Linked DNA regions of Homo sapiens: region 2 is linked to region 1. A link is a loop called in an ENCODE intact Hi-C map of the cell type or tissue named here. Cell type or tissue: GM12878. All regions are shown on one strand. Each heading gives the region's core, and the rest is flanking DNA. Links, peaks and the distances in the headings are about the cores only. Region 1 overlaps FCHSD2 (FCH and double SH3 domains 2). Region 2 overlaps FCHSD2 (FCH and double SH3 domains 2).

Evidence for each region. A loop is a pair of places that touch in the nucleus more often than their neighbours do. Peaks named below come from ENCODE experiments on the same cell type or tissue, not always from the same donor. Only the 100,000 strongest peaks of a DNase experiment are listed, where the experiment ranks them.
Region 2: a loop joins it to region 1, with 2.9 times the contacts of the local background. A loop is called at or near these places in 2 of 110 quality-filtered maps.

The regions. Positions count from the first base shown.
Region 1 is chr11:73,070,207-73,075,592 of GRCh38, reverse strand. All of the region lies in intron 3 of FCHSD2 (FCH and double SH3 domains 2), which reads left to right. Among named protein-coding and RNA genes, the nearest start is that of FCHSD2, 69 kb to the left of the region's middle. In GM12878, for the core only: no CTCF peak of the experiment used is centred there; DNase peaks (open chromatin) are centred at 2,402 and 4,727; H3K4me3 peaks cover 2,071 bases; H3K27ac peaks cover 3,118 bases.
Region 2 is chr11:72,967,881-72,973,266 of GRCh38, reverse strand. The region is part of intron 8 of FCHSD2 (FCH and double SH3 domains 2); the gene reads left to right. Among named protein-coding and RNA genes, the nearest start is that of ATG16L2, 160 kb to the right of the region's middle. In GM12878, for the core only: no CTCF peak of the experiment used is centred there; a DNase peak (open chromatin) is centred at 3,136; H3K4me3 peaks cover 739 bases; H3K27ac peaks cover 2,743 bases.

The sequences.
Region 1 (5,386 bases), core at 324-5,323:
CCGTCCTCCTTGGCCTCCCACCATGTTTAACTTTTTAACAAATGATCAAACTGTTTTCCAAATTGACTGTATCATTTTGCATTTCTGCTTTGCATTGTGTTTGCATTCTCGTTTTGCAATGCATGAAGGTTCTAGTTCTAGTAATGTCCTAGCAAATACCTGTCATTGTCTGTTGTTTCTGATAATAACAATTGTAGTGGCTATAATCAATCATTATGAATGGTGCCACTGTGAACATTCTTATATGTATCTTTTGGTGACTATATGAATGTGTTCTATTGGGTATTTACCTAAGGAATGGAATTGTTGTGTCATAGGTTATGTGTTGTTCAGCTTTAGGAAATATCATGAAATGGTTTTCTCAGGTGATTATTGCAATTTACAATCCTGTGAGCAGTGAATGAGAGTTGTTATTGCTTTAAATCCTCACCTATACTTGGTTTTGTCTGTGGTTTTCATTTTAGCCTTTCTGGTGAATATATGATGGTAAAGAATTGTGGGTTTGATTTGCACTTTCCTGATGATTAATGAATTAGAGGAACTTTTCATATCTTGATTGGGCATCTAAATATTTTGTGTTATTAAGTGCCTGTTAAAGTCTCTTGTTGGCTTTTCTCTTATTGATTTATGGTCTTTCTTTCCCTGCCTCCCTCCCTCCCCACTGTCTGTCCGTCCATCCTTGGGACAGGGTCTCACTCTGTCGCCTAGGCTGGAGTGCAGTGGCGTGATCCTAGTTCACTACAGCCTCGAACTCCTGAGCTCAAGTGATCCTCCTACCTCAGCCTCCCAAAGTGCTGGGATTACAGGCATGAGCCACTGTGCCTGGCCAGTTTTACTATCTCTTTATACGTTCCAAATTTGACTCCTTTGTCAGATGTATGTATTACAGATATCTCTGTAATCTCATGTGGAAATGTTTTGTTTGATAGCTTTTTATCTGTTAATGGTTTCTTTTGATGAAAACAAGTTTTTAATTTTAAGGAAATATATTTTTTTTCTTTTATATTCAGTGCTCTCTTTATGTCCTACTTAAGGGTATATTGCTATCCTAAAGTCCACCTTGAGGTGTGTTATGCAATGTTCTGGAATTTTTATTGTTTAATATTTCACATTTAGTTCTATGGTCTTTCTGAAGTAAATTTTCGTATGTGATATTGTATTGGGGTGAGGATTTCATTTTCTATGTGGATATTCAGTTGAAGCATATTTTATGCTTGCACATATGCTTGCACATATTTTATACTTGCACACATAAGTCCTTGCACATACAGAGTTTTATTCTATGATATTATGTAGTCTTGCAAGCATATTTTGTGCTTCCTCAACTGAAAATCCATATAGAAAAGTTTATTTTTCTATATGGATTGAAAAGTTTATTCCCCCTGACTGCACTCCAGCACTGTATTGAAGTGATATTTTGTGGCACATTAGTTAACTGTGTATGTAAGTCTGTTTCTGGACTTTTTATTCTAGTCAACTGACCTATCTTTGAAATATTTTTTTCCCGATATCACACTGTTTTAAGTACTTTGTCTTTATAACAATAAATCTTGATATCTGTTCGTTTAAGATCTTATACTATTATTGCCCTTTATATTTTCTTATAAATTTTAGAATCAGTTTGTTAATTTCTCCCATATGCTGCCTGATATTTTGATTGGACTTGGTTTGAATCTTTAAGTCAATTTAGGGGGAACTGATATCTTAACAAGTCTTCTAGGTACTGTGATTACAGCAATGCTCAAAAAAGAAAAAAAAATCCTTGCACATGTACAGTTTTTATTATTTGATTTTATGTGGTCTTCCAGTTAAATATATTAACTTCTTTCTCTTCAAAGCCACTTATATGGCATTATGGCCAACTGGAAAAGAATGACTTTTATAGAAAAAGAATAATTTTATAGAATTATTACGAGGAATGTATATTGTTATCCTCTGTGCAAAGGATTGATTGACTAAAAAGATTGAGCGTTTGTGAGGTTTACAGAGCATACAGGTGAGCCATCCTAAAAGAAAAATATTGTGAAGGAAATTAATTCAAGTGGGATTGATCGTATGACAGCAATTTGGAAAATTTTATCTCAAGCACATGCAAAGTAAACTTGTATTACCTCTTTAGGGCGATGTTAGAAGAAAGAAAGAAAATAATATTGCAAAACCTTGCTTATATAATTGGAGGAATTCAAGCAGTGAACTTTTTCAAGTTGCTTGGTAGTTTCAGTTTCCTACAAGAGTATTAATGTTTTATTTTTAAGTATGGTTTGTGAAGTTCACTTTGTAATTCTCCAGAAGTAACAGATGTATTGCATATCTGTTTCTACAAATGACAAATGTATCTGTGAAAACAGAAGTCATGTAAGAATAACTGAGCAACATTAAATATTAGGGAACAATCAAGTCTAGCTTCTGACTGCAATTAGCTAACCACTGAGGTGTTGGTAAAATCATTTGCAGTACTCAAACTGAAATTGCTACAGGCAAGTGCTGTGTATTAAAGTACTTCCTGTAGTCTTTGGCAGAATGCTGCTAGTGAAGGAAGGATACAGAAGGTTACTGTGGCTGGAGAGAAGGAGCAGGAAAACATTGTGGACTTTAAGGGCGGCTCCTTGCTTAAAGACAAACACAGAGTAAACACAGACATGTTGGCAAATACCCTGTGGTATTTATACTGTTGCACCTAAAATTTTTTGCTATTTTTACTCTTTTAAGAAATAAAATTATGAAGACTTGGGCATACTATACAAGAAGTTAGTGTTATGTGCATGTGGTGGGGGTTCTTTTTTGGTGAATTTCATCTGCATAGAAACTTAAAAATGTAGCTTAATTTAGCGGTGTGTGGTTACTTTTCTGTCTAATGCTATTAGAGATTAATGGTGAATATATTTGGAGCTTTTCTTTCTGCCAATCTTGTCCTATAGAACAAATAAGGAGACAGGATAACTATCACAATAGGACGTCCACCAGGGCAAAATTGAGTATTATTTTCTGTGTCCTGTTTTGTAAATTACTTTTTAAAATCTTACTGTTTATTTTTATTTCATTTTTCCTTATCTTATAACAGTGTTTAGAAATTCATATAGAAGGAAGAGCAGATGGAGTCCTCTCCTGAAATAGTTGGTACAGTTTGATTTTTAAGTTTTTAAAAACTTCATTAAAGGAAGTTTTAAAAAACTTCATTAAAAATTTAATTAAGTTTTTAAACTTCATTAAAGAAATGGTGGCTATAATTAAATGTTAGTACTCTTGGGGACATAGATTTGCTAGTAAGTTTCACTTTTTCATGGCTATTCGGTAGCACATCTCGTAAAGGTGTTGAGAGGAAATCATTGTTGATGCTGATCCCCATTATTTTCCTCCCCAAACCTTCTGTTTCTATTAATTAATTTAGTGGTTAGGCCAGGATAAAACAGAGTGGAGAGAGGGGAGAATTCATACTAGATCTGTGATTTTGAACCTTTTGTGTGTGAACATGCCCGTTTTTATTTTGGCTCCTTTTATACAGGACATAGTGGTCTGCGTATGTCTTCACTCATTTGTTGTTTACCTGGTCCCACTGGTTGAGTTTGAGTCCCCTGCCCTGACCGCTGATCAAAAAATAAGATTTTTTATAGGCACCTCTGTCTTAACCTCTCTATATCAGTTTATGCTGTGGACTCTTTCTCTGTATTTTGGGTTAAAGAACATATATTAAGATCATGTGTCAGGCACTGTTCTAAGCACTTTACATAGATTAACTCATTTATGTTTTCCCTATAACCTTTGAGGGATACAGTAGTTACTGTTATTCCCATTTTATAATTGTGGACACCAAGACAAGAAACCTGTGTTTCACTCTGTCCATTTCCCTCCCTTCAAATAATCTACTACTGGACACTTTTTTTTGTCTTTTTGTTGAGATGGAGTCTCATTCTGTCGCCAGGCTGGAGTGCAGTGACATGATCTCGGCTCACTGCAGCCTCTGCCTCTCAGGTTCAAGCGATTCTCCTGCCTCAGCCCCCCGAGTAGTTGGGACTACGGGCACACACCACCATGCCCAGCTAATTTTTTTTTTTTTTTTGTATTTTTAGTAGAAACAGGGTTTCACCATGTTGGCCAGGATGGTCTCAATCTCCTGACCTCGTGATCTGCCCGCCTCGACCTCTCAAGGTGCTGGGATTACAGGCGTGAGCCACTGCGCCCAGTCCTGGACACATTTTAAGAGAGACATTGGCAGTCTGAGGTGCATCCAAAAGATGACCAAAGTTGGTGGTGGGGTTGGAAATCATGCTTTTTGGGAAAATGGTCAAAGAAGCTGCATTATTTTCAACAGCCTCCATTATAGATTTCATGTGTATGCACGTGAATTGAATTTGACTAGTTTTTGTAACTCTGAAGTGCAAAACTAGGAAGAGGGAGTAGAGAGATCAGGATGACAGAAGGTATTAGCTAGTTAGAGCAGCTCCAGAATGGAAGAGACTGTGTCTTCCAAAAGTGTTCTTGTAAAATAATTGGTAGACCATCTTTTAGTAATATTGTAGGAGGCATTTATGGAAAACATTTTTCTCCTTAAAAGATTTTGTTTAATGTTTCCAATTGCTTGTGGAATTGGACAAATAAAACATGTGTAAAGGCCCTTCCCATCTGAAGGATGCCAGTTTGCAACTTCTGCTTTAATTGTTCTAGGTTTTACTTCTGAATCAAACTAAATTCTTAGTTTTCAGACCACATTATTTCACTTCCAGCAGACTGCTTTTACTGAGGTATGCTTAAACCTCACTTAACTAACCACTGAGGTGTTGGTTAGTTATTAAGTGAATGGTGACGCTCTAAGGTCACCATTCACTTAATAACTTGTTCAATTTCTTTTTTTTTTTTAATTTGACATTTAGGCCGGGTATGGTGGCTCACGCCTGTAATACCAGCACTTTGGGAGGCCAAGGTGGGCAGATCACTTGAGGCCAGGAGTTCGAGACCAGCCTGGCCAGCATGGTGAAACCCCATCTCTACTAAAAATACAAAAAAATTAGCCAGACATGGTGGCAGGCGCCTGTAATACCAGCTACTCAGGAGGCTGAGGCAGGAGAATCGCTTGAACCCGGGAGGTGGAGGTTGCAGTGAGCCAAGGTCGTGCCACTGCACTCCAGCCTGGGCGACAGAACGAGACTGTATCTCAAAAATAAAAATAAAAATAAAAAACCCTGACATTTATCAAGTATCTACTTTACGACTGGCGTGATGCTAGGTTCTAGGGATGTCAAGAGAAGGTTGGGATATATAGGCTGTTTAGTGCTGGAATGTTATCAGTAAAACAGAGTGGTATGAGATGAAGCTGAGGAGCAGACAGGGCCTATGCCATATAAGAGGCTTGTTAGAAATAGCCTTATGAAATAGACTACACTTATAGGGA
Region 2 (5,386 bases), core at 151-5,150, 100 kb after region 1:
GCCTCCTGAGTAGCTGGGATTACAGGCACATGCCACCACACCCAGCTAATTTTGTATTTTTAGTAGAGACGGGGTTTCTCCATGTTGGTCAGGCTGGTCTTGAACTCCTGACCTCAGGTGATCCGCCTGCCTTGGCCTCCAAGGTGCTGGGATTATAGGCATGAGCCACCGCGCCCGGCCATAACTTACCCATTTTCTTAATGGAAATTTTAGTTGTTTATTGTTTTACTGTTACAAACAGTGCTGTTATCAACAGTCTTGTACATTCTCCCTGGCTCACTTGTGCTAGAGATTCTTAAGGGAATATACCTAGAAGTGGTATGCATTAGAAGCTGTACAAAAGAGTGCCAGCTTACAATCCTTTTATTGTACCTTTCAGCATTGTTTGCATATCATTTGAAGCTCGGGAAGCATTTGAGTTTGTACTAGGTGATAGGCACTTGGTGATACAGAGATGAATTGGATGTGATCCATACTGTCATTGAGCCAGAAACAAGGTTATTCTCTGGTGCCGCCCACAAGGGGCTTATGGAATATGGGGTAATAGATTCTTTCCCTGCTACATTGGTTATTTTATGATTGGTTCCCTGTGACTCAGAAAGATAAAATTAGGATGCTTCTTGTAAGTCTTTACCAAACTTCTAAAGTAATTATTTCGAAATATTTTTAGCAGTTGAACAACTTTTTAAAACAAACTCCTACATGGAATCTTTATATATAAAGCAGATAAAAGGGAAGTTATTTGGTTAAAGTTTGTGAGCCTGTTTCCTCTTTGTGTGTTTTCCCCACTCCCTATACCTGCCTGTGACATCCTCTACTTTCCCATGGTTCCTAAGGCATCAGGCTGAATACTAGGGCACCTTGAAATATAGTTTGGAAAGAAATGTTCTAAGACAGGATTTTCCAACTACCAAATTTCTTATAGAGGTCTAAGCTTTACCTAGATGATCTTAATTTTAGAGTTTTTTGAGGTAAACTCATAAAAATATAAATCAAAACATGGTAATCAGTTCACATCCTTCAGTGGACAGGTCTAACAGGTAATTGAATATTCTCATTTCAGAGTTTAATTTAATGTCTTGGGCTGGAGAATCAACAATAGATGAGGGGTACTGAAGCAGAGAATACATAAAACTATTAACGAGAGTATTGTATAGGGTGACAAGAGGCATAAGAAGAAAATTTTAAAGAGATTAACTCTTTTTAAATCAATTTTATTGAGGTACAATTAATATACAATAAGATGCATCTATTTTAAAATAGGGTTGGTTGAGTTTTGACAAATATGTATAACCATATTGTCACTATCATAATTGCAATCAATATCTAGAATATTTCTATCCTCCCAAACTTTTATCTCTCGTTCCTTTGCAGTTATATTTGATTTCCGTTGCTATGTAACAAATCACCACAAACTTAGACGTTTTAAACTACCTCCATTTATTATCTCACAGTTCTGTAGGTCAGAAGTCCAAGTAGGCTTAGCCAGGTTCTCTGCTTAGGGTTTCACAAGGCCAAAATCCAAATGTCACCTTGGCTGCATTCTTATCTGGAGATTCTGGGGAAGAATCTCCTTCCAGGGTCATTCAGGTTGTTGGCAAAACCCAGTTCCTTCTGGTTGTAGGACTTAACTCTGTTTTCTTGCTGGCTGTAGGCTGGGGTCATTCTCAGCTCCTAGAGGTGCTCTCAGGTCCTTTGTACATAATTCTCCATTACCAAGCCAGCAGTAGTGTGTCCAGTCCTGTTCATGTTTTGAATTTCTGACTTTTTTGCTACTAGCTAGAGAAAACTCTGCTTTTAAAGATTCATGTGATTAGGTAATCGCAGATAATCTCCCTTTTGCCATTTAACGTAGCATAATCACAAGAGTGATTATGTTCTACTGACACTCAAAGGAAAGGGGATTATACAAGGGCAAGGGTCACTGGGATCATTTTATAGTTCTGTCTACTTCAGCAGTCTTCACGTATTTTGTTAAATTTATTCCTAAGCATTTCATATTTCTCAATGTTACTGTAACATTTAGGTTTTAATTTTTCCTTTCAGTTCTTTTTATTAATATATAAACATATGATTGATTTTTATATTTTGACCTGTTCCAGTTACTTATAGTGTTACTCTGCATGACAAATGACTGTAAGGCTCAGTGGCTTAAAACAACAGCATTTAGTTTGCCTTCAAGTCTATACTTTGGGCAGGGGGGTCAGTAGGGATAACTTATCTCCGTACCACTCACATCAGCTAGAGAAACTCAAATGTGAAGGTTGAATTCTGAGGGCTTGCTATCTCACGTTTCTCATTAATGCTGCCTATTGACTCAGACCTTCCCGAGGCTGTCAGCTGGAGCTTCTGCACTTGGCTTCTTGGTATTGCCTTTCTCACAATGTTGTGGTTGGGTTCCAAAGGCAAATATGAGGGCAGTGGGGGTTAGGGGTATGTTTTGTCCCATTTTGTATACCTAACCCCAAAATTGGTGTTAAATGAGTGAGAAAGGAGAGGTTCAGCGGCCTTTCTTCATGGAAGTCTTTTCTTCATAGAAGAATTCGCATCTCACCAGGCTTTGTATGTGAGTGGGATGTCGGCAGGCTGTGGCAGCAGACAGTGGCATTTCACAGGGATGGACTTTTATGAAAAGGGGAGTGAAAGTAATGCACAGAAGAAACCAGTGGCTCCATTAATCTTGGAGAGAGCCATGAGAGTGCTAGCAATAGTTTTTAAGTGAGGTTGAAAAAAATTTGACCTTGAGGAAAGAATTCTAAAATGCCACTAAAGTAGCTTTGATTTTTTAAAACCAACCAGGTTAAAATGTGAACACATGATTATTTGTTATCTTAGTTTTAAATGCAGTTTTCTATAACACATGATATTTTTCCATTACCTTTTATTGTAGGGCTTTTAGATAAAAGACAATTTTCATACATTAGAATTGTAAGTATTTTTACTCACTGGATTGTAGACTGTTAGGTTTTGGTAGTGTTCTTAGATTCTGTAATATTTATTGTTGGTTAAAAACTTGAGGTGGTGAGCACTGTTAGCATTAATTTTGGGGTTAAGAAAGGAAGTGGTATATGTATTATCTGTTCAACATTCTTAGCCATTTGTGGCTTTAGTGAGTTTTCTTGCTTTATCAGTCATTTATCAAGTACCTCCCTCTAGTTTTCTTTTTCAAACCACTTTGAAACAGCAAGTTGGGTTCATTTTACTGGTATTCTGATGACTGTTGATTGTGGTTCTCAGGCTGATGTAATCATGTCACAAAATACAATAAAGATGATATTCCATCACTGAGGTGCTTAGTCACAGATTAAAATAGTCCCTGGCCACAGACAAGTCTTTTTCTGAGCCCAGTCCCCTATTCCTGTAATAATGAGGGTCAGGTCTCACTTGTGTGTATTTGGTCGTGTTGTACCTAGCATAACCAATGTGTGTGTTTAAACTTCATCCAATAAATCACTTAAGCCTAAGAATTTTGCTTCTTTATCACAAATAACATAGTGTGGAGTTTGCTGAACTCTATTTTCAGACATGGCTTTATAATTTCTGACTTAATTGCATGTTAAGCCATTTTATTTGTTTTCTTATTAAATTAACTAGTCAAAACATACCGTATTTCATTGATTCTAACATTTGGGCTTTTTTCTAGTCTTTTAATGTTTTTTATATCTTCGATGCTTCTTGTATTCTGTGGTGTCTTAAAGGAGGATAATTTTGCCTAAAGTTCCACTTTGTGCAAGGCACACAAAGAAGTAAGGAAATGGGACAAATACTCTCTACCCTCAAAAAATTAAGACAAAGATTCATCTTTTTGTCTCTGTCCCTCTCAGTGTTTTTCTCTTTCTTTCTCAGACACATACTCTAAAAAATTAACTGAGGTGGCAAAACCTAAATGCCAACTAGCTTTTCTGCACAGTTCTAATCCGATTTTTATTCCTGATATAAATAACTTAAAGCCAAATTAAATTAAATGAAACCATTCTAACATGATCCAAGAGGGAGAAAGTCTGTAGGTGAAGATAATAAACATTGGAATGCAGCTCCGTCTCTCATAAGGTTTTTGAAGGGAGTAGGTAGACTGTTAACACTGATTTTGACATGGCTACACTGGACAGTTCAAGTATTAACTTAGTGCTGACAATGAGGAGGAGACATCTGGAGTCTGAGAAGACCAGCCACCTAAGTGATACCCCAGGTATACTATTTTAAATTGATTTCAAAGAAAATCTATATGAAAGGTAGTAGCATATGTATATATGTGTGTATATCATTAAAACCATGTTTTTCATATAAGATGAATCACTGGACAAAGCCTTAATATTATTACCTATCAGTTTTGAAGGAAAGGATAACTGGGTTTTATTTTTGTTTTGTTTACCAATTTATAGAAATATCTTTTAATGTTACTATAATAAAACCATTAAAGCACCAAGGAGAAGTGTTGGTCAAAGGATGAACCTTGGGTACACAGAAGCACTGCTGGTCTCTGGAGTGAGGATGACTGGTCAGAGCATCCTGACTTCTGTAAGCAGGCCTTATGCTCATGGGGTATATAGTTTATAGCCTTTAACCCTGCCAAGAACAGAGAAAGTTTGCAGGGCTTCTGAAATTCCATGCCAGCACTATCATTTTGGAAATCAGAATAACCCCCCATTTATGGATATTGTAATTTATCATCTGTCAGCATAATTGGAAATATGTATTATTTGGCAAGAAGAGTTCCTCTTCAGGGCTCTCCATTAAGATACATGTGCCACAGTTATTCTGATCCTATGTATTGGAATCCCAGCCCTGGTTAGTCCTCATGGATTATCTTTCAATGAGACATCAAGACATAACTACAGGTAAGATAGCACATCTGAAAAATAGCCTCTGGAGAGGAGTAACCGTTTCTGAACAAAAGCTTAGGTCAACCTGAAGGTATTTTCTAGGAAACAGAATGATAAATTATAGTTTCAAATTAAAAGGCAAAGATCTATCAGTCTTAAGGACAGAGTACCAGTGTTATTTATCTGTAATTATTTTCATTTGTTCAGAAAGTAATTTTGGAGCATCTACATTGTACCCTACATAAAACCTTCAGTGGCTTCTTATCGCCCTTAGGATAAAATTGGAAAACCTCAAGATAATTCCAAAGGCCTTATATGCTCTGTTCTCTGCCCACTTCTTTTTTTTTTTTTTTGAGACAGAGTCTTGCTCTGTTGCCCAGGCTGGAGTGCAGTGGTGCGATCTCGGCTCACTGCAAGCTCCACCTCCCAGGTTCACGCCGTTCTCCTGCCTCAGCCTCCTGAGTAGCTGGGACTACAGGTGCCCGCCACCATACCCGGCTAATTTTTTGTATTGTTAGTAGAGATGGGGATTCACCGCGTTAGCCAGGATGGTCTCAATCTCC